5 separate regions of the Homo sapiens genome follow, and regions 1, 2, 3 and 5 are each linked to region 4. The links are chromatin loops, found by intact Hi-C in ENCODE. Cell type or tissue: Caco-2. All regions are shown on one strand. Links, peaks and the distances in the headings refer to the core of each region. The heading gives the core; the rest is flanking DNA.

Region 1 (5,894 bases), core at 328-5,327, 100 kb before region 4:
AACAAAGAGGGCATTGCTATTATTTGATTGTAGTTTGAATCCCTGCTTGTCTAATTCCAGGAAGTTCCAGTTAATAATATACAACCAAATCAAATAACATATTGATGGAGGTTATACATGGGTAGAGGCAGGCAAAGCAACATCTACAAACCCCACTGGGAAACAGTTACCAGACACAAGCTAAAAATGTATTCAGTTGTCCAACAATATGAACCAAGGAAGTTCTTTTTTGAGATGGAGTCTTGCTCTATTGCCCAGGCTGGAGTGCAGTAGCATGATCTCGGCTCACTGCAACCTCTGCCTCCCAGGTACAAGCAATTCTCCTGTCTCACCCTCCTGAGTAGCTGGGATTACAGGTGCCTGCCACACCATGCCTGGCTAATTTTTTCGTATTTTTAGTTGAGACAGGGTTTCACCATGTTGGCAAGGCTGGTTTCGAACTCCTGACCTCAAGTGACACACCTGCCTCAGTCTCCAAAAGTGCTGGGATTAGAAGTATGAGCCACCACGCCCGGCCAAGCCAAGGAAATTCTAAGGTGAAACCCTGAAAAACAGAAAGTTCATGTTCCAAATATGTGAAATCAACGGAGTCCTTTCCAAATCAGATATCTGAACACAGGACCCAGGTTTTCCTCCTTGTTTTATCCAATAGTATAATTACTGCAATCATCACTTAATAACATATAGCTTTTAAATTACAAACCACATCCTTACCTCTAGGGAATATATGTAAAAATCTTTCCATTAAAATGCTAACATTGCTGGGCACAGTGGCTCACGCCTGTAATCCCAGCACTTTGGGAGGCCAAGCAGGTAGATCACGAGGTCAGGAGATCAAGACCATCCTGGCTAACACAGTGAAAACCCGTCTACTAAAAATACAAAAATTTAGCCGGGCGTGGTGGCACGCCAGCTACCCAGGAGGCTGAGACAGGAGAATCGCTTGAACCCGGGAGGTGGAGGTTGCAGTGAGCCGAGACTGCACCACTGCACTCCAGCCTGGGCAACAGAGCGAGACTCCGTCTCAAAAAAAAAAAAAAACCCAAAAACAAAAAACTAACATTAATAAAGTTTAGCACCAAATTGCTCTACCTGAGGTTGAACGGTAATGCTTTAGTTTAATTCCCTTCGGAACACATTATCTACTTTTTGGGTAGAGTTCTATCCTGATGTATTTCTTACTGGGGAGTTCAAAGAACAAAGAGCATAGTTGAGAATGAATTGAGATGAACTCAAACCAGAAACAAAGCATATCCACGAAAGGGAATAGATTATACAGGAAAGTAAGGATTAGGACCGATTCCTTTTCTAAATGACTGGCCACTGTTACAGCCTTATTCTGTTGTCAACAGTACTTCTGCTGTTAACTGAGCTTACACACAGTGTCAGTCAAGGTTTTCATTGAATAACAAGTGTGTGTGATTTCTAATACATGTGAGGCCCATTCTGACGCAGTATGTATTAAAATGAGCCAAGGGAACATCTACCAATGGCCCCTGTCGTTGCCTGCCTCACTGCTTTCCTGGATACATTTGCCTCAAGTGGACACAGCAGCTGGAGAGAGGGATGTAAAGCAAGACCTCCGTCACCCAGCATGCAGGAACATGAGTATTTACTGGCTCCATCTTCACTGTCAGAGAATACTACAGGGAGGATGAAACAGCTACCGCGATTAAAAACCTGCTCCCTTGAAAACAGCCATGCCACTGCTGTGCCACACAATGACCCTTTCAAGTCGGGTGCTGAGCTAGATCAGCACCTCTCCTGCAACTTCTTTGATGGCTCAGTGTAGACTGTACGGTGTGCCAGAGAGTCCAAGCACAGCTCCAGCAGGAATCTCCTGGAGCAGAAGGCTCAGGAGAAGATGAGAAGAACAGCTGCCTATTTTCTACCTCAACCACGGCCAATTTTGTGCTCCAGCCCTCCTTTTCCCATTCCAAGTGGCATATCCTTTCTTCCTCTGTCCCTCTATTTAACAGTCAGACAAGAATAATTTACTGGAAAATTGTTAAGTTATAAAAATAACCATGCTTTCTTTCACTTCTTTTCCCAAAAGTTTGTCTCCTAGAGCCAATCTTTAGAATCCAACTCTTGGTGTGTATTTTAGAAAACACCTTGAAGATGACGGTGGCTCAGAAGCACACTATGGTACATGCTGCTGCTATGGTCAGTGCTCTGTGCTCTTCAGTCCCACTTTCCAATACTGAAACTTGCTTCAACACAAGAATTTATATCAGACTGATATTGTCACAAGTTCCAAGGATCCCAGCTGACATCGCTGTGGCCCTGCTTGGGGGAAATAGAACTAAAAGACTTTATATTAATTCACTGGTATCTTTTAGTCCACTGACGATCATATAACACAGTTCAGTAGATTACTGGGAAAGTGAGGCACTAAGAACCCTGATGTTTTTGTTCCCAGAAAACCTGAAGCTCAAGACTGTGTATAGGGAAGCACTATAAATGACTTCTGACCCTCTGCTTGAAAAAAAAAAAACAAAAACAAAACAGCAACAAAACAAAAAACAAACTAAGAACGGATCAAGAAGTTCCTCAGGTTAGGTTTTAACACGAATCCTTAGCACATTATTATCTTTCTGCTCTAAAACTGGAGTTTGCACTTTAAATAGAGATTTCAATAAATTAATGCATTAGCTACAAAGAAATGGACTCAATTTAAATGACTAAGCAAGTGACCTGAATATTATTTCCTTTAAATAGCCTGAGCAACATGAAAAGAAAATACAAAAAGGAATCTGAGTAATGCCCTATGTCTACAAGATTCCATCTAAGTAGAGCATGTCTCCCACAATGTGACTCACAGGAGGCCTGCAGCTTCAGTTTTGAACAAACAAACGCACGTCTTCATTCAGCACAAAGCTAACTAGTGTTAGTTATACAGCTAACTAGTTATGCAGGCTATCCATATTTACATAATCAGAAACACATTGCTTTCAATAAGACAAGGCCCACTGAGTTACATATGACCCTAAGGTACGTGTATTTCAACGCATGTTAAACTGTACTTTTCAGAAAATCATTTTGTTTAACAAACTCTCAGCAGGCACCCTGATTAGACATAATCTATAAGGGCCCTTTGTCTCGAGCTACACTGCTCTGCTGTATGGGGCTCTCTTTGTGGTGATAATTGGTTTGGCTGTCCATTCCACCCATCAGGTGATAGAAAACTATCAATCAGCCTAAATGCAATGTGAGAGAAGTCTCGTTAGCCAATTAGTCAGTAATGAGAACATTAGCTAAGATATCTTCTGCAGAGGGCACCTTAGCCATTCCACTAGTCTGAGAAGATGACAGTCCCTATGTGATTAATAAAGATCACAGGATACTTCAGAAATTCTACATGGGTGAAGAAGAGAGTCAGAAAGAAATGCACTCGGAAATGCTGACTGTTTCTAGTGCTGCCAAGTGCTTTACGCAAAAACATTCCAAAACCACAGAACCACAGAACTTCAGAGCTGGAAAGGACCCTGAAGATGATTTGATCTCACACCTGCATTTTACAGATACGGCAGGGAGTGAAATGAATTGTCCAAGGTCACCCAGCTGGCTGGCAATGGTGCACCTCTTGTGGCTCCAAAGAAAAATATTTGGACTGATAAAAGCAAACAAAACAGGCAGCACATCAGTATGGAGAGATCCTACATGGCTTCTGATATTTTTATGGGTGTGTCTTTTTTCTCTACTGGTGGCAAGGATTATATGTTTTCCTTCCCTGACTTCCTAGGGCCAAACATGATCACTGTTTGTCCTGAGGAAGTATCACACATATTTAGAGCAATGGCTCCTAGGCCAGATTGCCTGGGTCCATAATGCCAGCTCTGCTACTTACTACACGTGTGACTTTGGACAAGTACTGAATGCCCTGTACCTCAGCTTCCCCATCTGTAAAAGAGGATAATAGTCCCTACCTCCCAGGGTTATGACAATAATTAAGAGTTAGTCTACATAAAACACAGGGAACAGAGGCTAGCACTTGCAAGCTCGGCTATTATTATTCATGAAGGTGCTTGTGAAATGACAGCTGCAACGACAGGGCAACTTCTGCATATACAGGAATAATACTAAGATAAGGCCTGGGCGTGGTGGCTCATGCTTGTAATCCCAGCACTTTGGGAGGCTGAGGTGGGCAGATCACGAGGTCAGGAGATCCGAGACCATCCTGGCTAACACGGGCTACTAAAAATACAAAAAATTAGCCAGGTGTGGCAGCATGCGCCTATGATCCCAGCTACTCGGGAGGATGAGGCAGGAGAATCCCTTGAACCTGGGAGGTGGAGGTTGCAGTGAGTCGAGATCGATCGTGCCACTGCACTCCAGCCTGAGAGACAGAGCAAGACTCCGTCTAAAAAAAAGAAAAAAAAGAAAAGATAAATTAAGGCAAATTAAACACAATGCCATAACTTTCTTGGGATGAAGACTGAGGGAAATCACAGAAAGAAGAGTAAATTCAAAGGGGAGAACCACACCAGCCTCACAGAAATTTCAGGAAGCATCGCTGAAGCTTTGGATGACAGTCCTATCATGTCCCAACCTGTCTGCTGGACTGCTCCCTGGTACGGTCAATTGGGCATGTTCTAGCGGAAATCCACAGGCCCACTAACTCCCACAGCCCACAGCCATGGAACCATGGCTGACCATGCATGGTGGTCTTTACCCTTGTGCCATGAGTGGTCTGAGGACTAAACATGCCTTGATCAGAAGCATTACCATTCTCTGAATCACCAGGCCCCTAACCTTGAAGGTTATGTCTCCTCTCCCAGAGGCTTTCGTTATCTGCTCCTCCTCTTGACCCCCATAGCACTGTAGGCACAGCCCACCCACCCCGACTGTGCAGGTGACATGGCATTGCCACTGCTTGTCTCATTCCATCTCTGTATTTCATACTGCCCTGCAATGCTGTCTGAATGCAGGGCCAGGCATGCATTTGACAAAGAGGCCACTTCAGTGGATTGTCCCAGAGTTAATACGCACCAAGCAACAAGAGCTACTCTGACATGGGTGCTAGTGCACTGCTGTACAATGCCTGGGATTTTCCTCTTTTACCTTTTAGGAGCAAAGATACTCTATTATCACCACTATCAACCTCTCCTCTTATCCCTACCCCTCAAGAAAGAAATGGAAACACGCAGGAAGTTCAAAGGCCAACTCATTTGCTACTGCTGGAGCGGGCAAACAACGCACACTCACAGAAACTAAATAAGTGAATGAGGAAAATGGAGTGCACAAAGACATGAGAGGACAGACCAGTGAGACCAGAATGCAGTCAACAAGAGAGGGGTTAGGGTCGAAAAGGCCCAGGAAAGGGGTGGGGTGCTACCGAATTCTGACTTTTTTCCTTTATAGGTATTTACTTATATCTGGTCTCAGAGACACACAGGGAGAAGAAGTGGGAGAGAGAGCATCTAACAAGATCCTTGAAGGCAGGAATGTTTTCCCATTTTCATTTCTATTCCATTGTAGTGTTGAGAGCAGCTCCAATCATCTGAAAGAGTGAATGGCTATTGGGTGGGAGGCAAAGGGAAACAAAGAAATATACCGTGAACTCCGGGACACATCTTAAAACTTGCCTAAACTCCAGAGAGGGAGGTACTCATCAAGTGCAGTCTTCAAAAATTATGTGGGATTCACAAACAGAACTCATCTCCAGGTAGAGGACAAGGGTCCCTCCCACCTGAACATCAACAAGTAATGCAACTCTCCCTCTCCTACACAACGTTTATATGGTTGATATCCACCAATCTGTCCATCCCTCCTTCCTCTAGCCCTTGGGCGCCACACTAAAATATTACATTCAACAGAAATTAGAAACTTCAAAGCACACCCCTTCAAAAAATCAACAATACAGGGTACGGTGATGAACAAAAGGACATTAT
Region 2 (5,894 bases), core at 360-5,359, 120 kb before region 4:
CCAAGCAGTTGTACTCCTGGATATTTATCCCAGAAAAATAAAAATTATATCCACAGAAAACCCTGTATATGATTGCTCATATCAGTTTTATTCATAAATAACCAAAACCTATAAAAAACAAATTATCTTTCAAGGGATGAATGCTTAAACAAAGTATTGCATATCCATACTATGGCATACTACTCAGCAATAAAAAGGAATGAACTATTGATACACACAACAGAGAATCATGCTGAGCAGGCGAAAAAAAGAAAAAACCTATCCCAAAAGTTTACAGTATGTGATTCTGTTTATATAACATTCTTGAAATGACAAAATTATAAAAATGAGTATCTAGTGGTTAAGAAAGGGGGATAGAGGAAAAATAGGTGTAGCTATAACAGGGCAATATGAGAGATTCTAGTGGTTAGGGAAATGTTCTGTATCTTGATTGTATCAATGTTAATACCCTGGTTGATAGACTGTATTATAGTTTTTTAAAATATTACCATTTGGGGGAATTGGGCTAAGAATACATGAGATGTGTCTGTATCATGCCTTACAACTGCATGTGAATCTAGTTATCTCAAAATAAAAAGGTTAATTTTAAAAATACAAAAAGGAATGAATACGCTAGATTATTAGTGCTAGTTAGGGTGGGGTTAATTTTCTATTAAGTCTAATTGGGTTTCTACAGACAACTGCTGGTGTAGCTATCTCCAATTCAAATAACCTAAAATTTTAATTTGAGAACTACTCAGATTCTAATTTAAACCTCTGGGTGCTCCCCTTTTCTATGTGGCAGCTTCTGCTGGTATATGTAACCGCACAAAAGCCAAACAAATGTATAACGCATAATAAAAAAACCAAAACCCTTTACACAATGTCAAAGTGGAAAATGAATGTGCAAATATTAGAAACAAATACACATGTATCTACTCATGGAAAGATCAAACAAAAGCATAAACTATAATATTTTTGTAGCAGTGAAAGAGCAAATGTTTTAAAGAAGAAAACAATCTTGTTTATCTTAATATATTAATAATGTCACTACATGGAAGGAATAGGAAAAAGCAAAGGACAGGTATTTGGCCCCGAGTTACAAACTCCAAGCAAATAATAATCAAAATATTCTGTCAACTTTTCTGCATTTCTTTGTGGAAGGTAAAGTCTAATAGTTGCTTGCAGCCATGCTTACTTTTTTTCCATTCATTCATTAATTCATCCACAAGAATTTTTGGAAGTCTATTATCAGGTACTTTGCAGTTAGAGAGGCAAGAAGATAAAATAGAAATGGTTTCTGCTAATCATGTTTTTATGATTTTATGTTTTAAATAAATGGGCTTAGTTTAATGTTTTGTATATAATGTTTTGGGACATAGTGTTTTTAACTTATTATAACTTATGTAACTAATCCCTTAATGTTGGGGCACATATATGTTTTCTCAACTTTTCATAATTATAATTAACACAGAGCAGTCATAACTGACAATAAACTAGAAATAAAAAAGACAAGAAAAATGAAAAAATACTTAAAAATAAATGAAGTCTTACAAAACCTCTCAATTCAAATTGCTAATATGTGCAAAATTAGTAACTGAAGAATAATTTTTTTTCTCTTTTCCAAATTGTTGTTTAAACCTCAACCTCTTGACAAACTTGGGTTCTAATTGTTTTTCTGTTCACTAATCTTTTAGGTTAACTCTGCCCTCCGCCCACACTGAACTACTTTCAGTTCCCCTAACTGACCATATTCTTTTTCCAGGGATTTGGATATGTTTTTTCAGTTTAGAAAACTCTCCCTACACAACACTGACAAAATCCTAATAAATCTTTGGGCTTCAAAGACACTTTTTATGTAAAACCTTTGCAGGTCCCTCAGAAGCCTGAGTGAAGTATACCTTAGTCACCCTGTAATTAATTACTTCACCATATTACAATGATCTGTTTACTTGTCTGTCTTCCCCACTAGACCCAAAGCTCTTTGACAATGTTTTGTTCACTATTTATCCCCAGCGCTGAGAAAACAGCCTGACCCATAGCAGATGCTACTCTATAAATACCTAATGAGTGAGGAATGAATGCATGAACAAATAGACTCTTAAGCCTCTGGCCTAGGAAGATGGGCAGCTCCTCATTCACCCAGATGACTGGATCTTGCTTATGAACACGGCCAACAACATAAGGCAGCTCTCTGAAATATATGTTAGAGCCTCAATCTTTCCACTGCTATACAATCTAGGAACTTAGGCACCTTTCCAGAAAACAACACCTCATCTAAGAGGTGTCTCCTGAGAGCTACTCTTGGAAGCACCGAAGTCCTTTTCACAAAGACTGCAAGGTCCTTGAAAAGATACACTGTGTAACTTCAGTGTACAATGAGCAGCTGGGAGTGTTTTGGGCGAAGTTGGTATAAAAGGGTGCCTTTAATACAATATTTAGGTAGGTTGACCTGACTGCCTAATTTATATGACGAAATATTAAAGCCCTGGGTACTGTGAGGATTTCCTAGTACTAAAGTTTGTCCTTATGTTTCCATCTTTCTCAGTATTGAGATTACAAATCTTGGAACACCAGTTCTGAGGGAGCTTGGTAGTCTTCCCTTCAACAAAGGCTTTAAGACACAGGACATATGCCTTGTTTTCTCAAGTCTCATTTCAGAAGATTCTTCCCACTGCAAACACCAATGCTATTTTTTTTCCCTCCTGACCTTTGTCAACTGTGTTGCTGTACTGCATTTGGAAGTATTACAATGGTCATTACCTGCCCTGTTTATTCAGTGTTAAGTATTAACAAGGCCTGTGCTATCTCAGCTGCTGTCATATTTCTCCAGAAAAGAAATGCCTATGTAAATGTCCTAATGCAAACAAAAGACTCTTTTTCTAGGTGGGGGTGGCAGAAGACTTGGAGACAATTGAAAAGATGGAAGAAAACAGTAGATATTTTAAAAGAACAGTTTTCAGAAATATATGAAATAATTGCACCATGAAATCTAATTTGAGGCTGATTTTTTTTTTTGTTTGTGCATTTGGTCAGTTCTGGCCTGGTATTTGCTCATATTGAGGCTATAAAGCACATATTTCTGGATTTATTTATAATGACTTCAAATAGTTTGATATTGAGCAAAAGTGTATAAATATATTACAGAATAAAGAGAAAAAGTAACCCTTGGCATCAAACTCTCTTTGTTTAGGGTTTACATGTTTGGTTTCTTGTGTGGAACAGCTATGTCAGAGTGGGTGGGATCCTGTTTCTGAGGGAATGGAAGAGTGCTGACAATATTTTCTTGAGCACAAAGAAGGGTGAAGAGTCTTATTAAAACTCCTACCAGATACTGCTTGTTGGACAGTGAAATTGCAAAACTTGCAAAGAGGAGGGCCAAACACCATGCAGAACAGATCAAATACAAATTAAAAAATTGACTTGGGGAAGAAAAATCTTTCACTAGAGTCAGCTTTTCTGTAGAAATTGGCCCGTTCTCATAAATTTACCTAAGTTTGTGCTTGGGTCAGATGACAAAGCAAAATTCCATCCTCTGATAGTTGCAAAAAACTGCCAGTGAAACAAACTGAAGCCAAATACATACTTCCTAGATGACATCCGATCCAGAGAAACAAAGGTGTAGGTCACTTTTTCATTTTTAAAGTACCCAAGGAGTTACAGAGAGATGAAAATAGACAATACGTGGAGAAAAGAAGACTGCTTCTCTTCTGTAGCTATAGCCATATGAAATAAAACAACTGTACCTGCTGGGACTTACAAATATGTGTGTTATTTAGGAGAACGGGCTCTGGAGTTACACTTGCAAGCTCTGAATCCCAGTTTAACCATTCCATTACTGTGTGAGCTTAGATAAGTTACTTAACTATTTTTAATTTTCTACCTTTTAGAAGTGAGTATGGACTACTTAAGCAATAGAAATTAACTAGGGCTGGAAAAAAAGAATGATTTGCTGGAAGTACTTCAGCAGCATAACCTTTATGTAAGAACAAATATCATCATTTATTGAGGGCCTACCTAATGTGTGCCAGGCATTTTGGATACACTATTCTAATCTTTATACATCCCTGCAAGGTTAATACTATTATTCCCAATTTATAAGGTTCAAAGTAGCTAAGTAATTAGATCTACGTCTTGAAGCTGAAAAGTGGCAAAAATATCTACCCATATTCCTTACCTAATTTTTTTTCCTTATTTTTAAAACAATGACCCAAGAATTTCTCTTCCCTCTCTGATTCCTTTTTCTCCAATCCTACTCAGGTCATAACTGCATTGGGAATCTCATTTCTTTCTTCTTTCTCTTCTTTATCCAGTTTAACGTTCCTGAATCCACTCACCAACCTCCCTTCTTCCTCCGCTTCCTGGTGCCACTGATCCCAATCCTTCCTCCAGTTTTGTTTGGCTTAAGTCCTGTCCTGAATCCCACTGCCCCATCAGGTCCACCCCACTCCATCAGCACTGTCATCATAATGAGAGCAAATACCTATTAGCACTTTTCTACGTGTCAGGTGCCTTATGAGATGGATACCATTATTATCCCCATTTTAGAGATATGGGAACTGGGACACCAAAAGGTAACATAGCCTACCAGGACACAGAAGTAGCAGAGATGGAGTGCTAACCTCAACAGTCTGGCTCCAGAGTTCTTGGTCCAGCCCTACTCTAGACGGTGCCACAGCCCTGGAGGGACCCAAGGGAAGTTGCAAATTCCAGCAAGTGAGTGTGAGCATGAGAGAGGAGGACCTGTTTCAAATAGGGGTAAATACATTCTATGATGTGTGAAACCAAATTGCTTCCCTTTTGTTGTAAATAACATGTAAATGTATACTTTTAAAATCACTATGGGTAAAATGTTTTTTTAGTGGGTTAGCCTAGGAACACTGTTTTTATGGGAACATAAATTCTGAGTTACCCCCAAAAAACTATTGGAACAGCCTGTTCATAAATTGAAGACTTCCTTTATTTCTGTTTGGGGTAAAGTTAAAGTAAGGGAAATCGGAAAAAGGAGGAAAGTAAGACTTCTCATTATTTGTAGATACAATTCCTGCACAGTAGAATGCAATCTGGATAATACGTCCCAACTTTCTAAGTGTGCTAAAAATAAATGTAAATGGTTCATTAGAGCTAATCTGGCAGCCAAAAGTGAATATTAATAACATGGAAGATCAATAAGATGCCCAGCAAAGAACAATGTATTAACTTGGTTCTAGAAATAGCAAAATGTGTGTAGGCCAGACAAGAAGCAATGGGACAGGAGGCACAGTCAGAAGAAAAATTCATCTCTTCTTTATAAGATTCAAGGAATTGAGAATAGACAAAATATGCCCATCTCTTTTTCCCTCTGCCCACTAAATAAGCAGTTTAATCAATTTTTACCTTTCCTTCCTTGTCTTCATCTGTCACTACTAACTCAATAGAAGAATGTATAACCCTAGTTCAAATACAGGTCAAGATGGCTATTATAAATATTATGAGCTTATGCTGTGACTTTCTCTCTCAGTTCTTATGTTGTATACTCTATTCAAGTAAGGGACAGCACAGAGTAGCTTTTACCCAAAGCATATTCAGTGAAGAAAGGGGTTCCATGGTCAAATAAATCTGAGAAATGCTGCATAATAATCCCCCTTTTAAGATATTGAAGGCTCTGAGACATCTTGCAGGAAAGACACCTGTATAATATATGGAACCCAGGTTTTCCCAAGCCTTTTGACCATATAATCCTTTTTACCTAACCCCTATTCACATCTTTGTGCAGAATGATACTGAGAACTCTGAACCAGGAAGAGAGCAAATCAAGTTCCTATCTTATTTTCCTGTGTGATTTAGAGAAGTTGCCCAGCTTCCCTGGACTTCAATTTCCTGAGAGATGGACCACATAATAGCTAGACGTTCTGTCCAGTCATGCAGCTCTAAGG
Region 3 (5,894 bases), core at 371-5,370, 77 kb before region 4:
GTTTAGAGTATTTTTAAAAATTACTAATTTAAGTTTCTTTGCTAAGAAAAGAGAACCTAACATTTGATGTAATTTTTTCATTATTCCTGCTGAGTAGATAGATATTGGACATAAAATGAACAATCACATATATTATATATAATAAAATTATATTGTTAGATATAATACATGTATATATATATATATGGCATTATTGTTAATCTATATTTTCTTAGTATTTGTATCTTGCCTGTCTCAGTTATTTCATGTTCTCATGTTTTAACATAGTGTCTAACTCATCATGTTCTAGCTTTCTGGTATTCCCATTATTTTAATCCACTATCATTTTGTTTCATTAGTCTCCTATTTGAGCATTTAATTTGTTTTATAATTTTTTTCCTGTTCTTCTGAATTAATCCTTTGGGTCTAAACAAGGACCTTCATGTTATTGGCCCAATAAGAAATCCAAACACAGTTAGAACAGAGAATAAAGGAAGAAAAAGAAAAAGAGAATCGGTATGAGACAAATGAAAGAAGAGTCTGGGGCTATGTTTTCTCCTGAGAAGATGGCATCTTCTATATAAAACGCCGGTAATGGCATCTGTTCTTCTGCATATGCTGAACAACACTGTGATTCAGGTGAAGATTGTTTTTTTCAATGTGATTTCACTTTTGCCTAGATTATTTAAATGCAGAGCAGAATCAGAAGGCAGTGCTTTCTAGGACAACTCTCATTATTTCTACTGGAGCTTTACTTTCATTTAAAAAAAATCTGTCTAAAAGAAGCAAAGAAACAGGTACCTTTATATTACCAAAAGCTTTAGGGCATCTTTAAGCTTGAGGAAGAAAAGAAAACCTCTTTCTTACTCATTGTAATATCCCTAGCACAGTCACGGGAGCATACCAGGTAAAATCAACACAGTCACAAGGCAAAGTGGGGATTCAATGAACACTTCTGAGAGCAATGCCTGCTGGCAGGGAGGGTGTTCCTTTCCCTGAAGGAAATCACTTCTCTTTACTGTACACAGACTTATGGATGGAAAAGTTTCAAACATCTGATAACACCCAGTTCCTAAGGAATGTGCTCAGGAACAGCTGCTGACTGAGGATGATTTAGGGCAAAGGTGAAAAGAAATGCTCTGACATTCTCATTATCTGATTATTAAGGAGATTTTAAAAATACTTATTATTTTAAAAACTCATAAAAGAAATGCATAAAGAAATGGCTGAATGTCAAGAAAGGAATTACCACATCTAGGCCAGAAGATAGTCTGATATAGGTCAAATTTCATAAATTCATATTAGCATATTCCTCACTGAGAGGAGGCTGGGGTGAAAACTGACCTATATAATTTTAAGTGTGTCTACAAGAGCTAAAGACCAAGATAAGATATAGGAAAAAATTAAAGGATTTGTTAGTTTTGCAGAAATTGTCAGGGTTTCTATAGCATTATAATGGCAAAATCAAATATGCATCTTTTTCAAAAAGAACAGCAAAAGGCATCTAAAGCATTGGCAAAAATGTTTTTCTCCAACAAAATAATTATGATATATGAAAGTCAAAAGATCCCCAATTTTTGATATGATGTGATATATATGATAGAATATCTATTTTTATTTCAATTAATAAAGGTCTAGAAAAGTTTAGCTGGGGTTTGCAAGGACATCAAAACAAAGGAACAATAGAGCCATTAGAAGCTACAAGCCTAGGCTGGGCGCAGTGGCTCACGCCTGTAATCCCAGCACTTTGGGAGGCTGAGGCGGGTGGATCACCTGAAGTCAGGAGTTCGAGACAAGCCTGGTCAACACGGTGAAACCCAGTCTCTATTAAAAATACAAAAATTAGCCGAGTGTGGTGGCGGGTGCCTGTAATCCCAGCTACTCAGGAGGCTGAGGCAGGAGAATTGCTTGAACCCGGGAGGGGGAGGTTGCAGTGAGCTGAGATCGTGCCGTTGCACTCCAGCCTGGGCGACAGAGTAAGACTCTGTCTCAAAAAAAAAAAAAAAAAAAAGTCACAAGCCTGAAATCAAAGTCAGGCCTGTGAATCAAGATGGGCTAAGTTCTCTTAATTTAACCCCCAATATGCTTCCCCAATACAGCTCAGTAACACAGTTCTGAAAAACATTATAAGAATTTCTTTGAACAGGGCATTAGATCTTTGAACAGGGCATGTCTAGTCACAGCAAATGCATAGAATGCCATTTCAAAGACAGACACTAAATTAAAAGGAAAGTTAACAGTCTTGCTTATTTTACGGATTTCTCCTACAAAGAGTGTCAGATCCTTTATTAATGTTATAAAATAGTGTTTGAATAACCATTGCCTAAGTAAAATGTCACTATTATAAATGATATTCTGATGCCCTCAAATATTCTAGAATTCATTTAAATACAGGTATTGAATATTTTGTTATTCATATAAAAGTAAAATGTTTGACCTATTCCTAATTACGATATTAATATAACAATCAGCGTGACCACATATAATAGTGGAAATCTACATACATATGCCATTGGATTTCAGTCACAGGGCCCAGGTTCTAGCTGAAATTCAGCAGAGCATCATCTGCTAAGTTAAATAGGAAGGGAAAAGCAGCAACTGGAGCCCCAGAAATCTTTGTTTTCATTCCAAGTTACCATGAAGAAATATGATGGCTCAGGTTTTATACAGTCAGGAGTGACAAAAAGGCACGCACGTTTGATGTGGACTTCTACGTGGTCCCCACAAGCAGAATTGGATTGTCAAAGCTCTACTCATCTTCCCTTTATTTTTCCTGTTCCCTCAGCCACCAGCACCAAATCCTAGAGCCGTATTTCATTTTTCAGTGAACACCCTGGGAACAGTCATCGCTTTTTACAGGAATCGGACTCAAAAGAAAACACAGTCCCTAAGTAAGTTAAACAGTTCAGTGCACCAAGGAGATTTATCAGAGAGAGAGATCTGCCTAATGAAAGTAACCTCCTAACTACGATATGGGAGACTGCATTCACTGTCTAGTCAAAAAACATACTGCCTCTGATACAGGAGGAAGACAGCAATCTAGCACAGCTAAGATTGGCAGGAAACAAAATGCTGTTCTTAGAAGTTCTGGTATGAAAGAATTCTGAAGGATTTCTGTAATCAAAACAATGATCAAAGTTCACCATGATGCAAGAATTCCAGTACGTCAACTCAAGGCAAGTAACAAGACCAAGTTTGCATGCAGTTACTAAAATACAACCTTGGCCAGTAAAAATTTGTGCCAACCTAGACATAGTTTTCACCTATTTAATGAAAAATAAGAAAATATGATGTTCAGAATGGAAATGGTTTTCATGAGGAAGGCTGTTGCTTCTCTCAGAAGCGGTCACCTTAGTCCAAAGCTTGTTACTTAGACTTCATTTGGTGTTGGCAGAAATTACCACTAACTGGCAAAAGGAACTGAGAAGAGAATGACAATATGGTGCCTGTATATGCAACTGCCACAGAGCCCAGTGTTTTGACATTGTTACTGAAACAAACTCAACTATTTATGAGAGCTACATTGAATCAGACAGTTGGTGTGGCAGAAAAAAACATCTGTTTCTGAAGTCTTTTTGTCTAGAAAGTCACTAAGAAAGGAGGAGAATGTACAGCAATCCCCAACACAAATACCTCCAAAAAACCATAAATAGCATTGTCAAGTAGGAACAGATACCTCCCGCCCCCATTATAACAACACCCAGCAGACTTGGTTACTTAGGAGCCTCAGATGACGCATCACTGTGGACAGCAATCTCTCTTCTGGATAGTTCAAAGTTTCCCTCCTCACACACTGAAAAAGGTTTTTTTAAAAAATTATTTTGAGTAACATACCTTCAGACCCTTTTGCCTTCTTAAGCAGAGAACATGAACAAAATTAAACTTTTTTCTTGATCTCTGGATCATGAAAATCAGACAGTTTAACAGGCAGTGGTGAACTGTCTCCCACACCATCATGGTTCCAGGACCAGCAGCACTGGCATCACCTTGACAGAACTGCAAATACTGTACTCAGACCCCTCCCAGACCTATTAAATCAGATATTCTTGGGGCAGGGCCACGCTATCTATGTTTAAGCAAGCCCACAAGATGACTGTGATGGAGGCTAAGGTTTAACGACCAGTGTCAGCTACTAAATGACTCTAAATTGCTGCGCTCTGAGAGTTTTCTGTCTGCTTTCAATGGGTTTTCCTACTACTTGCTATTATTATTTATTTCTGCCCACCAGGTAGCTGCCTTTGTTAGTTCTACTCTCTTCTAATTTGCTGTATCTAATCTGCTATAAGCTTAGAAATCAGTTGTTGCAGTTGCTAAAATCACATATACAATACAAATAGGTAGGATGAAATGAGTAAACAACTGCTTAGGAATGGGAAAAGCACCGCTATGAGGAAAGTGCACAGTTCCAGGACATAGATTTTGAGTATCTATTTTGGTTATGTAGAAGTCTTTTCCACTTATTTCCTCAACTGCACAGTACTTCCTTGAGTCTACTCATCAGGAGAAGAGGTTGCTGGATACTGAATTCTGGTCGATAAACACGTTTCTGTAGTTTACAAGTGAGTAACTGCAACATTTATCTTAATATTTTTCATAGAAAGTATTACCACTCATTAAATATTTGCTATGTGCCAGGCACTGTGCTAAACATTTTATATACATTATTTACTTAGCTCCTCACAACATGATGCAAGTATTATTAGCCCCATTCTAGATGAGAAAACAGAGGCAATTTGCTATTGAGTAATCTGCTTAAGACCATAGGGCTATTAAGAAGCATGGCCAGAACTCAAGTTCGCTGGATTTCAAAGCCAAACAATTTTACCTATTTTTATTAATATCTCTTGACCATGCAGGAAAGAGACAGCCAGGCCGGAACTCAAAACTTAGAAGACAGAGACACAGAGAGGGAATGAAAGCCACAGAGAGAGAAAATGAATCTCAAGAGGAGGACAGGACTGTAATAAGCCGTCAGTATTTAAAGATGCATAGATAGATCCTTCCTAGGAAATAATCAGGAAGACAAGTGACTCAAGTCATGCCATTCTGTCTGGAAAGCCAAAGCCTGCCAGTGTCCCTGGTAAGAGAGGTCCCCTGTCCTCCTCCCACACACTCACTGTGGGGCCCTCTCAGCACTATCTCTGCTTCCTACCTGGTCCACATTTTGGGTAGCCTTAATGGATTTCCCAATTTACTTCCCACAGGGGCCAATATTCCCTTTTATAGCTTGCTTTGGGGTCTTTACAGTTATTATTTAAGCTTGTTTAAAACACACATCATCTTCTTATTTGCAGACATCATGAAGTTAGAATCTTCCAGCAGAAGACTGAAATACTGTAACTGACAGTAACTGACCATCTGGAACACTATAAATGTCTTCTTTACTTCTTACTTTGTTTATTTGTTTGCTTGCTTGCTTTAAAAAAAAAAAGTAAAAGGAAAGATTTCAAGTTGTCTTTCTTTTAGCCCAAGATTTTGCTAAACATACGGTAGCACTATGATACGTTGTGTGGTGCTCTCTAGAACACTGAATATACAAACAGATGCTATAGGTGGATATGAAATAAGTCACACTAGGCATGCTGAAAGAGGTTATTTAAGAATGTGCTCATCAAGCATCAAGACACACCCTGTATCTTCTTAGACCCCTTCTCCTCCTTAGAACTCCTGGGAAAACTCCATTTCTTACCTTGTCCCCATTTCTTACATCGTCCCCACTTCTTACTGGGGAAAATCAGACGTAAACTTTGTATTTTAATAATTTGGTTCTAATCCATATTTAATCACATAAATGGGCCTCTGCTTTCTAAATTTCAAACAATCCCCTTTGATTTGGTTCTTTGAAGAATCTATGGTCATTGTGGAGGTATTTCAGGAAAAAAAATGTATTCTATAAAGTACCTACTGCAATGACT
Region 4 (5,894 bases), core at 297-5,296:
CCCTCTGTAATGTAGCCACTGGGCTGCTGTGAAAAAAGATTCCAATTTATATTTGTTGAACAAATGATTTGATTAGTGACCAAAGTAAGGAGGAGTGAATGTTTTCCAAGCATGAGCTTTTCCACATGGCCTGGGTCAGCCACCGTACAGCAAGGCTGGCATGGGGCCAAGAGCCCTCTTGCCAATGAGACTAGACGTCTCTGAAGAGCCACCATACACCCAATGCCGAGAGAGTTCCCCAAACAAAAGCCAGCCACGGAGTTCAACAACTGGCTTGCCATGGCACCATATGCTCCACAATATTGTCCTGCTGCAACAGTGGGGCCTGTCTTCAGTGTCCCCATGTGCTGCACAGCTGTCAGCCCAGGAGCTGTTTTATCATTATTTTCACTGTTTTATTACTTTTCTGGGAATTCAAATCAGTGTAACCACGCTTGATGCGCCGGTGAAAAATGCTATCTCCCTCCCCCTTCTCCTTCAACCTAATGAATTGCCTTTTTTCATAACAAAGAGTAATGAGCACCAAACCACATAATATTTATTCAAGGAACAAAAGACTTAAGAATGGGGTGGCAGGAAGAGGAGCAACTCCTGGGTGTGGACAGAAGAAAAGCTGGACGTTATAACAGAGCCCCTCACACTGATCTCTGGTGACAGTGGGTTCAATTTATAGGGAAATCCAAACCTTTTGGCTCTCCCCACTCATTCCTGGGAGGGGCTTCCTTCAAGCAATTCCCTAGTTCATGTGTAGAGACCCTGCTGCTGAGAGGTGGCAGGAGCCAAATGTAATTCATCCCATAGCCTTGACTGTGAAGTGTCTGCACATTTTATTTTTCAGTGAAATTCCCCTAAAAAGCCTCCTCTTGCCTCTCTCATAAGCAATAAGCCCAGTATATCCCAAAATGTTCTAGATACATCCCTTCCCCTCCTCCCCCACCGCATATTATCATGACCTCCATTGTGGATGAGGGCATAATTTAACCCAGGGAGAAAGGGCCACAGAAATAATGGCGATACTGGAGCCGTGTTTATCTCAGATGACATGAATCTTAACCCTCCCCACTTTGTGCCATAATCAACCGCTTATACTTTGTCAAGTTTTCTTATTAGTCCAGAAAATACAAAATAATGTACGATATTAGGAGTAATTTAACCGAACCCATGGTTAATCTCCCTCTTTATAGACATGGGCAGTGTTTAATCATTCCCTTTGCAAAGGATCCCCAAATTGGGAGAGGCTGGATGGATGACTAAGTCAAGTTGGTGCAAAATGAGTCACGTTTCTTGAAGGTCACTTCCCCAAATGTATGAGCCACCAAAGGGAAAGGAAAACTATTTCTTAAGGTAAGCTAGCTATTAAACAAAGATTCCTCAAAAAATGATAAACAATGATGCTAAGAAAGAGGTTAAAGTTAAAGGGCTATGTGAACAACCTTAGGAAATTTAGCACCAGTGGCTGGGTTGCTTTTTCTTCCTCCCATTTCATTATTCAGTATTTTGAATTTCTCCATTTAAAAATTCTATTTTGAAAATTTTAAAGGAGATTTTTTGTTTTTGTTTTTGAGACGGAGTCTCGTTCTTTCGCCCAGGCTGGACTGCAGTGGCGCTATCTCGGCTCACTGCAGGCTCCGCCTCCCGGGTTCACGCCATTCTCCTGCCTCAGCCTCCTGAGTAGCTGGGATTACAGGCGCCCGCCACCGCGCCCGGCTAATTTTTTATATTTTTAGTAGAGACGGGATTTCACCGTGTTAGCCAAGATGGTCTCGATCTCCTGACCTCGTGATCCGCCCACCTCGGCCTCCCAAAGTGCTGGGATTACAGGCGTGAGCCACCGCGCCCGGCCTAAAGAAGATTTTTTAAACTATAAACAAAGTTTAATTTTTTTCAAAAAGTCACAAAAGTAGTCACTTCTTCCTACAACCTGTGCCACCCATATGGTTGTGGGTTTTAACATTGAAAATTTTCTTTCTAGATAATTTTCCTCAAGCCCAGTAATCAAATATTTTTCTAAGCAATCCTCTTGCTTCTTCCTCTTACAGTCTCATTCCTGTAAGTCTGTCAAAGCTAATTATCTCGCTCCTCAAATTTATTGCTCTTTAGTGTATCATAAACACATATATTACAAAAAGTTGAAGAAAACAAGTGTGCATTACACTTTGAAGGAAAAGATAGACATAAATATTCAAAGTATGCACTATCTTTGTTAATAGAGTAATGAAAACGGCATTAGAAAAAGTGGATGAGAATATCAAAGCCAGCCAATCCTCCTTTCTTCTTCCATATATGGTGGTCCCCACCCCCAGAAGTCAATACCAGAAACTCCTACACCATTACTTCAGAATAAAGAGGAAAGCAAAGTTCTCTAGTCTGCAATCCTTTGACATTCCAGACCACAGATAAACACGAACCCTACCAAACCAGTAACACAAACAACCTGTGCCTCCGTGGAGGGCACGAAGGCATGATTCTCACAGGCACAATCATTAAGCTCCTTTACTTGAAACTACTGTTACATCTTTCTGAACCTTCCAATTCCAATCTCAACCACAAACTGAAAGTTAATAAAAAGCCCCTGAATGATTCATATAAATCCTTTAAATCTAAGAACAGGAGCCAACACTAAAAAAGCAATAGCCCATTTAAATTTCAATAGCTTGAATGCCAGACATCCCTGATTGTCACATTTTGTCACCCACCAAGTCACCATTTCATGTTCCTAGTTCACTGTGGGATCCAGACATATTCCACTCTAACAAATACAACTTGCCAGAAGTATTTCTGAGTGTGGTTATTTACGATTTTCACAAACAACTTTTTCAAATATTCCTTCAATAGGTTCTAAGAATTAAGTAGCATGAAATCCAAATCTAAAATCATTGTCTCCATGCTTCATTGAAGAAAATGAACGTGAAAAAATCCAATAGCAGCTGCAAACCATTTAAGAATTCCTAGTTAAACTGCAAAATACATTTTCAACCATTTAGCCATAACAACTTCTAAACGGAGAAAGTTGCTTCTTTATATAAACCACCTCTGTTTACCAAACATCAGAGAATCTCCGGGCAGAGGGCTACTGCAGGATGGGAATAGTAAGAGAATGTTACAACCCATGAGGTGCTGATCTGCACACACCACCGTGAGGAAATACCTTAAGTGATTAAAGACAAACGCCACCTGCATGCTTGGCAAAGGAGTCCACTGCTATCGCCACACACTCTCCCCAGTGAGAGAGGGGAAACGATGGACTGAAGTCCCACAGTGGATTAGAACTGGGCACAAAAGGAGCCAGGAACAGAAGATGGCAGCATAGGAAGGGAATGTTATGCTTTGCCCCAGCTGGGGACTCTGGCAGTATTATCACTTAGGCATCCTGAAGCCCAAACTCAAGAATAAAGAATTAAAATTTCATATCTTCTTTGACTTAGTATCCAGAAAATTTTGTTGAATTCTGACATATCTCAAATTTCTTTGCGTATATGTTAACAAGATACTCCTATTTATAAATTCATATGGCTATTTGGCTATTCTGTCAAAATTAGCCTTTAGGCCAGGCAGAGTGGCTCATGCCTGTAATTCCAACACTTTGAGAGGCCAAGGCAGGAGGATCGCTTAAAATCAGGAGTTTGAGACCAGCCTGGGCAACATAGTGAGAAACCATCTCTACAAAAAATTTTAAAAATTAGCCGGGCATGGTGGCAGGCACCTGTAGTCCCAGCTACTCAGGAGACTGAAGCAGGAGAATCCCTTGAGCCCAGGAGTTGGAGGCTGCAGTGAGCTAAGATGGTGCCACTGCATTCCAGCCTGGGTGACAGAGCAAGTCCCTGTTGTCTTTTTTTTTCTTTTCTTTTGAGACAGAGTCTCACTCTGTTGCCCAGGCTGGAATAGTCTTGAAACTTTGCCACATTTTTCTTTAAAGAAACGGTCTGAAACACTCACTTTTTGAGTTATATTAAAAACAAAAATCCAGCTGGGCACAGTGGCTCATGCCTATCAACCCAGCACTTTGGGAGTCTAAGGCAGGAGGATAGTTTAAAACAGGAGTTCGAGACCAGCCTGGGAAACAAAGCAAGACCCTATCTCTTAACAACAACAACAAAATCCATAGTAAGGTTAAGATTTGATTTTAGTCATTTATTACCTATTATAAATCATCTCCGGACTCTTTCAAATAAAAATAAAATGTTTTCCAAAGGAATTAGAAATTACATGTTTATTGCAACAGCTGTAATCTCGATAGTCTTTGGAAAATAGTTTTTATCTAATAGTTGTTATAATCAGATAGCTATGAAATAACTAGTATTCAAAACATTTAGATAACCATTTATCTATAATCAATATAAAGGGAAGTGTACGTCATGCAAAATGCAAGACAGTTGTCTACCTTGCATATAGGTGAAAGTCATCCTTGAAAGAAAACATTCTAGTGCTAGAAATAAAAGAAATAGAACCATGAAATATTAGAAGCAAACACACAAAAAATAAGATGGCACTCCTCAGAGGGACAGTAGAGTAGCTAAACTAAAGAATTAAGGAAAAGTTGTAGGTTGAAATTTTATTGCATGACCAGAGCAGCACCTTTAAGAATCTCTTTATTTGGGGCCGGACGCGGTGGCTCACGCCTATAATCCCAGCACTTTGGGAGGTCAAGGCGGGTGGATCACGAGGTCAGGAGTTCGAGACCAGCCTGGCCAGTATGGTGAAACCCTGTCTCTACTAAAAACACAAAAAAATTAGCCGGGCATGGTGGCACGCACCTGTAGTCCCAGCTACTCGGAAGGCTGAGGCAAGAGAATTGCCTGAACCCAGGAGGCAGAGGTTGTAGTGAGCGAAGACCGCACCACTGCACTCCAGCCTGGGTGACAGGGTGAGATTCCGTCTCAAAAAATAAAAAAAAAATTAAAATTAAAATAAAAAAGAATCTCTTAATTTATCATACTGGATGGCCTAGGTGCAAGATTAAGAGAGAAGTTTTTAATTTTATGTATACAACCAACTTTTGCTATTTAAGCCACTGAAACAGAAGGCACCTGGCTATCTATGGAATGAGGAAGCCCCCTTTCCTAAAGCTTACAGTGAGCACATAGCTGCATTAACTTAGCTAGCCAAAGGTTCAGAATAAAGAAGGAAGCAATAAGATGCTATGGGCCCAGCTAAATGGCAAAAAAAAGGCTAAACCAAATCTAGATCATAAATTGAAGCATAATACTTAGTTTATTGGAATCATTTGGTAGAGAATGACATATAAAGTTTAGGCGCCGAATCACGTACATTCCCACCCTTGGTTTATCTCTCTGGGTCAAATCATTGCCACATGTACCTTGTACAAGGTTCCAGGTCCTATTGTCACTGTCACAAAGGTGGAACATGATATGGTGGGACAGGAGATGGGGAGAGGAGAAACATTCAAGGCCAGGGGTATGTGAGGCCAGGAGACAGCAAAGTTGGGGACCTCATCATAAAACAGCAGGGCCTGGCAAGAACCAGCACTACCATGTCCCTGAATTGTGGCTCCTGTTCAGACCAATAAAGGAAAGTCAAATAGATGAGAACTGCTCTTTGCCAAAACACGGCTATTTAGAAAATGCAGTTGCTCAGACAACCTTTTCAAGAAGAAACACTGCAGTCAGGTGAAGACAGAAAAATATAGTAGCCAAGAGCACAGATTCTGGAGCCAGGTTGCTCCAGCTACTGTGAAAATATAGACGATAATTATTATTATCTTAGTGTAAGGGAGCTGCTATGCCAAAGGGAAAGCAAAATAACTAAGAACTCTGATGAAGGGCAGTCTTCAGACCACTGCAGCACCTGTGTATAATGAAAACTGATAGGACTTCTCACTGTCTAAACAAATGCTATAAGGTGCCTGTCGAAGCAAGTCCATTTTGATGCATTTT
Region 5 (5,894 bases), core at 577-5,576, 53 kb before region 4:
CCTCGTCTAATTTAAAACAAACCACACAGACACACTGGCCAAAGCAGCGACTGCCTCTGAGAGGAAGGTGGGCCTGCAGTACTGGCTGGGACCACCTCCACATCTGAAGATGCTGTTTGCCTGTATTTGCTTCCCAGCGTCCTTCCTCCCTGCCTGGTTGCCTGTTGGGCCTAACATGGAGCTCTGCCCACAGTAGTGTCGTTACTATGGCCACTAGCCCATACCAAGGCATGGCCTTTGCAGTCCCCAGCATACAGCTCCCGACCTCACAGGCAAGTCCATCTCTATTGCTGTCAGGAAGTAAAAGTTCACACGGGGCGGGCACAAAGTCCTGCTCATCCCAAGGCACCAACGCACCCCCACCAGGCTTTCCCCAGAAGGCAACTCAACCACTCTAGGATTTTTTTTTTTTTTAAATAAACTGTATTAGGAGCTTGTCAGAAATCCCGAAGTTGGAGACCACTGTGAAACTCCTGGGTCCCACCGGGGCTGAGCTCGTACCAGTAGCCCTAAATTCAAAAAGAACCAGGGAAGGTTCTATTTACAAGTGAACTGGACTCATGATGCTCCACCAAGGAGGCAATCCCTGAAAACAGGCAAGGTTCATCAGCAACTCTAACCGCTCAGGGTGTGCTATTACTACTTTTTGAAAACAATCGTCTGATTATACAAACATGTATATAGTGCTTAACAGTTTACTCTGTATTCTTTCTATGAATAGTTTCATGTTTACAACAAATCTAGGAGGGAAAAGGATAGAAATTATTATCTCCATTTTATGGAAAAGAATCGAAGGCTCAGAACCTAGCTAGTAAGTAAAGAACCGCAAATAAAGCTCAGGTCTTGTCTGTCTCTTTCCACTACATTACAGCTCACCTTCTGAAAGAAGCTTCATCTTTGTGGCATCTGTAAAACATTTCCCCTATCTTTCCCCACATTGCCCACTCCTCTTAGGTGCTGGAAGAAAATGCCCACTACTTTTACACATATAACTAATACATGGTTGCTGCTCTGCAAATGATTTCTGAATAAATGAGCACTCCCATGCATGCCATTCCAATGCACAGTCACCCTTCTTGCCCTGGGCCAGATTTAGGGAGGTCAGGAGCATCTAATATGGAATCTTAAGTAGTCAGAAAAACAGGAAGGAATACAGATGGATATGTTCCTTGTTTGCACATAAATGCTATTTGGGCTTCTCAGACCTGACACTTGAGCCTTTCCTGAACCGTGTGCTTTTCCTAACATGCAGGTCTGCCTGTCAAATTTATGACATCATGCTACCATCCACTTTTCTGGCAACTCCAGTTATTCTTTAGTTTTACCTCTCAGTCTAACCAGAAGGTTCCCCTAAGTTTCCCCTGTATTAACTAGGCCAATTGATGTTTTGCCAACAGCAGGGTCTGGGTATTTTATTTTGTTTTAGATCCACTTGCCATTCTCTACCTCTCTCCCAGGCAGTTTACAAGCATTTGGCCCACTCCACTCCTCCTCCAGGCCTTAAGTTCGCCCCAACACACTGACTCCTGTAGGCTACAGAAAAGCCCAACGGCAAAAGAAACACCCTAGATTGAAACACACACGCGCGCACACACACACACACACACACACACACACACACACAGAGAGAGAGAGAGAGAGAGAGAGAGAGAGAGAGAGAGAATAATGGAACTCACCCTCCTGCCAGCAGAGAATGGCCAACCCCATCTCCCCAGTTCTGGTTATTTCTAGAAATCTGAAATCTATAATATGTCACCATCACTTAGCACTCAGTAAGTATTTATTGGATGAATGCATGAATGAATGATTACTATTATCTGATAATATGCACGTGAGAGAAACTTTATCAAACGCTTTCTGAAAATCTAAATTACTAGACAAGCAAAGGGCCGATGACTACTCAGGGATTTACCCTTTAGTGGCAGACACAACTTTACAGCCAGGCCTACTTGTCTTGTTACAATCACTTAAATATTTTATTTGTTTACAAAACTCTTCTCAACTATTTTTGATGGTTTGTTGCCACGTGCACAACCTAATGTGCACGTATACACAGGGAATGAAGGTATGAAACCTGGCACACTGCCACCCTAAATATCAGGCAGGCTCCTCAAAGACAACAGTAATGCTGTGTATTTCTTTATACATTTTCACTACTAGATCAGCCATTTGAAGGTTTATTTATTCCTAAATTCTTCAACTTCCTGTATCTGAGTATTTATGTCTCAGATTTCCCCATTACCTCCTTTCCCACCACTTTATTCCTAATATTCCACTTTTCACCTCGTTACTATGAAGCACGACCTAACGCCAGCATTTATTTCCTGACCTCCAAAATGAAACGACTCATAAACAAAACAAACAAAATGGAAAAAATTTTAGCAACTATTTTTGGGCCCCAGAAACAAAACTTACTTTTCCAAAGAAAGAGAATCCTTTAACCTACTTTGAGGACTAACAAATGACTTGAACACATTGTGTTCAAGGTTTTGTCAAACGATGGGAAAAATACAAAGGTCTAGTATTTAAAATACTACCTTTTTTTCCCCTACAATGCATCACCCTAGTCCAATGTAACCTTAAAAACATCGGGGGGCGGCAGGGGAGGATAGCTATAACGGTTTACATTGGGTTATAGTCCTTGTTGTGGCTGCTGTTGCTATCATTTGGTGATAATTTGGAAATGCTCCCCTGAATATCCCCTCTGATGCTTCTGGCATCCCAGTATCTGCCCCCAGACCACAGTGAAGCTGTTAGCAGGATGTGAACAGAGTTCACAAAATCAAGGGTTTGTTTACATACCAGCCACAGCACGAAGAAACAAATAAGGTCTAAATGCCTGTTGTCTCATCTGTTTTTGTGTTTTCCTTGCGTATTTCTTCCCAAGCTCTTAACAAACGGGTAATGGGTAGTTAAACATTTGCGACCAGTTACTCATCTTGCTTTGCAGTCATAGAGCTGGTCTAAGTGGAGCAGCCAGTAACTTCAAAGGACACCCTAGTTTGGATCTGTTTCCCAGGGGACAGAGCGCAGGCCCCAGGGCACCCTCATAAAACCCGAGGAGGGAATTACTCCATTCCCCACCCCTGGTTACCTGAATCACACTGTGCACATGTACAGAAGCTAAAAGGTTCTCTACTTTGCCCCCATTTGACTCAGGAAAAGGAAAACAAATGATAGATACCTGCACTGGTTCCTCCCACTCGCTACGAACTCCATTCTCTGCGCCCTTATGCAAACCTCTTAGAAGGGTCAGGGCAGCTGTTTCCAGAGCTGCTTGGCCAAAACGGGCAAACACATGGGCATGAAAAGAATTCTGAAAATACTTCCGATTGCTTTTCTTGTCTCTCACACAAGAGCATGCTTAACCCACGGGTACCTTTCAATGTTCATGTATAATAAATACAGTTTCAAAATAAAGAATAAGACACCCAAAATCCTACCTATTGGGTGTAGCTGCTGCCTTCATTAGTCAAATTTTCTCAGAGACCGTAGCTCCAGTTGCACTGAAAACCGTCGTTTTTTAATTATTTTATATCTGTGGCCATTTGTCCTACAGATTTCTTCTTGGCCTCTATCATTTTTGCCAGTGGAAAATTTATGCTTTCCCCTTTAACTACTACTGGTCTAAATTTACTTTAGTGAAGAAAATTTTGGCTCTAACTAAAACTCATGTAAACTTTCCATTTCACCGTGATGTTTTCTTTTCTTGGATTCAGCACAAGTCTTTTCTAATCTAAGAAATGGCTCTTACAGGCCCTCCTCAAATGTTTGTTTTCCAATTTAAGAGGATCTCTCTGTACATATACATAAAACATTAAAAGCTTCAGTGATGTGTCCAAAGTTGCTCTAAGGCGGGAATAGCTGATCTGACCCTCCACCATCCGCACATAGGCGCTACCTCACAAATGTGTCTGGGTAAGACCCTGCCCCATCAGCGTCCCCTGAAACTTCTCTTCCTTGAATCTCACTTTGATAAGCACACATGCTTGGACTCAAACAGGTCATCTCCAGTATCCATTTCTTTCATTTTCTTTTGTCCCACAATAGAGTTAAACAATACACTGTCTCGTCGTCCAAATGCTTCAAGTGGTTTTACATGCTTTATTCCAACGATCTTCTCAGTATCAATGTGAGAACAGAGAGGATGAAGAAATTTCAATCATTCTTTAAGGGAAAAAAAAAGGCATTTAAAATATCAATTATTTTGCGATCAGCTCAAGATCTTACAGGTATGGCAGAATCAGAACTAAAGTACCAGTGTTCAGACCCTCACGAATATGGTGAATTCATCCTCCTACTCTCTCTCATAATATAGAGTAAACCTAAATGTAAACTGAACCACTTAAAGGTGGGGTGGGGTGAACGAGAGAAGAGGGGAAGGGGACCATGAACATTAAACCATTTCACTAGAAATTTTCTTTGTTTCTAACCTGTCGTAGGAGTAGAGAAAAAAAAGAGAGATTTTAAAAAGAAATTTTCTTTCTTTTAAGCTATGTCCCTATTGCTCACTTTGAAAAAAGAATGAAAATAGGCCGGGCACGGTGGCTCACGCCTGTAATCCCAGCACTTTGGGAGGGTGAGGTGGGTGGATCACCTGAGATCAGGAGTTCGAGACCGGCATGGCCAACATGGCGAAACCCCGTCTCTACTAAAAATACAAAACTTAGCCGGGCATAGTGGTGCGTGCCTGTAACCCCAGATACTAGGGCGGCTGAGGCAGGAGGATCGCTTGAACCTGGGAGGTGGAGGTTGCAGTGAGCTGAGATCGTGCCATTGCATTCCAGCTTGGGCAAGAGTAAGACTCCATCTCAAAAAAGAAAATACAAAACATTCTCCTACCAATCCTTACTCAGAATTGAAATTTTCTATTTTTTGTGTGACTCTTTTACTAGTGATGTTCTCTTTTACTAGTAATCAGAGGGTCCATGCTATCTTATATATCCTCTCAATGAATATGACTTCATATACTCATCCCTGCCATAGCATCCCATTCTAAAGACATTTTTGTCTTACGAAGCAATATTTGCCTTGACATTCTGTTATTTGGGAATTTGCACTGTTTCAGTTTCACTGGAAATAATGCTACCATGAGAAACTTTATTCTTCACAATGATTTGGAATTTCCTGTGGTTTCTACGCTACGAACAATAAAGTTTTACCTCTTTTTAATTATTGTGAAATTCTTTCCTGGATATATTGTACCCATTTACAGAAACATCACCAAAGTGTAAGTGAAGATGTTTTTCCACATTTTAATCAACGCTGGGTTTAAAACTCACATTTATTTTTTTAAAGTGTCTTAGGCATATAACTTCACTTTAAAGTTGTCTTAATATATGTTCTTTCAGCTCCTAATGAGGGTGTGTACTTTTCAGGGTGATAATTTATCATCTATATTTCATCCTGGGTCTCCTTCACTACTCACACTGCCTCTTTTTAAGCACTGAATCATGTCATAGGTGGAGGAAGGGGCCAAAAATAATTGTTTAATCATAACTATACAACCAACTCTTTACGATGAAAAACAGAATTCTCTACTTCAGGAAAATGAGATTATATTTAGCCTTCTGAAAATGAGTAACAATCAAGCATAAATACTTGTTAACAGGTTCACACATAAGCACATGAAAACAAAATTGGCCAAGCTGAGGCAGGAGGATTGTTTGAGACCAGGAGCTCGAGATCAGCTTGGGCGACATCGCAAGACCTCAACTCCAAAAAAAATTTAAAAAATTAGCCGGGCATAGCGGTGCACACCTGTAGTCCCAGCTACACAGGGAGGATCATTTGAGCCCAGGAGTTCGAGGTTATGGTGAGCTACGATCTCACCACTGCACTCCAGCCTGGGCAAAAAAGTGTGATGGGAGGGAGGAAGGGAGGGAGGACGGGAG

What was found. Hi-C counts contacts between places; a loop is a spot of excess contacts. Peaks named below come from ENCODE experiments on the same cell type or tissue, not always from the same donor. Only the 100,000 strongest peaks of a DNase experiment are listed, where the experiment ranks them.
Region 1: it touches region 4 in a loop (7-fold over the local background); 3 of 110 quality-filtered maps call a loop at or near these places.
Region 2: it touches region 4 in a loop (5-fold over the local background); 3 of 110 quality-filtered maps call a loop at or near these places.
Region 3: it touches region 4 in a loop (4-fold over the local background); 12 of 110 quality-filtered maps call a loop at or near these places.
Region 5: it touches region 4 in a loop (2.6-fold over the local background); 11 of 110 quality-filtered maps call a loop at or near these places.

The regions. Positions count from the first base shown.
Region 1 is chr4:140,034,757-140,040,650 of GRCh38, forward strand. All of the region lies in intron 1 of MAML3 (mastermind like transcriptional coactivator 3), which reads right to left. The region is part of intron 1 of LOC124900783 (a long non-coding RNA gene); the gene reads left to right. Among named protein-coding and RNA genes, the nearest start is that of MAML3-AS1, 90 kb to the right of the region's middle. In Caco-2, for the core only: no CTCF peak of the experiment used is centred there; a DNase peak (open chromatin) is centred at 2,835.
Region 2 is chr4:140,017,425-140,023,318 of GRCh38, forward strand. All of the region lies in intron 1 of MAML3 (mastermind like transcriptional coactivator 3), which reads right to left. LOC124900783 (a long non-coding RNA gene) reads left to right here. Exons shown (of 3, transcript XR_007058278.1): 1 at 1-5,894. Among named protein-coding and RNA genes, the nearest start is that of MAML3-AS1, 110 kb to the right of the region's middle. In Caco-2, for the core only: no CTCF peak of the experiment used is centred there; DNase peaks (open chromatin) are centred at 2,087 and 2,737.
Region 3 is chr4:140,058,396-140,064,289 of GRCh38, forward strand. All of the region lies in intron 1 of MAML3 (mastermind like transcriptional coactivator 3), which reads right to left. LOC124900783 (a long non-coding RNA gene) reads left to right here. Exons shown (of 3, transcript XR_007058278.1): 2 at 4,836-4,949; 3 at 5,274-5,370. Among named protein-coding and RNA genes, the nearest start is that of MAML3-AS1, 67 kb to the right of the region's middle. In Caco-2, for the core only: no CTCF peak of the experiment used is centred there; no DNase peak of the experiment used is centred there.
Region 4 is chr4:140,135,445-140,141,338 of GRCh38, forward strand. The region is part of intron 1 of MAML3 (mastermind like transcriptional coactivator 3); the gene reads right to left. MAML3-AS1 (MAML3 antisense RNA 1) reads left to right here. Exons shown (of 5, transcript NR_147610.1): 4 at 1,185-1,344; 5 at 2,211-3,413. Among named protein-coding and RNA genes, the nearest start is that of MAML3-AS1, 10 kb to the left of the region's middle. In Caco-2, for the core only: no CTCF peak of the experiment used is centred there; DNase peaks (open chromatin) are centred at 2,367 and 3,177.
Region 5 is chr4:140,082,345-140,088,238 of GRCh38, forward strand. The region is part of intron 1 of MAML3 (mastermind like transcriptional coactivator 3); the gene reads right to left. Among named protein-coding and RNA genes, the nearest start is that of MAML3-AS1, 43 kb to the right of the region's middle. In Caco-2, for the core only: no CTCF peak of the experiment used is centred there; a DNase peak (open chromatin) is centred at 3,047.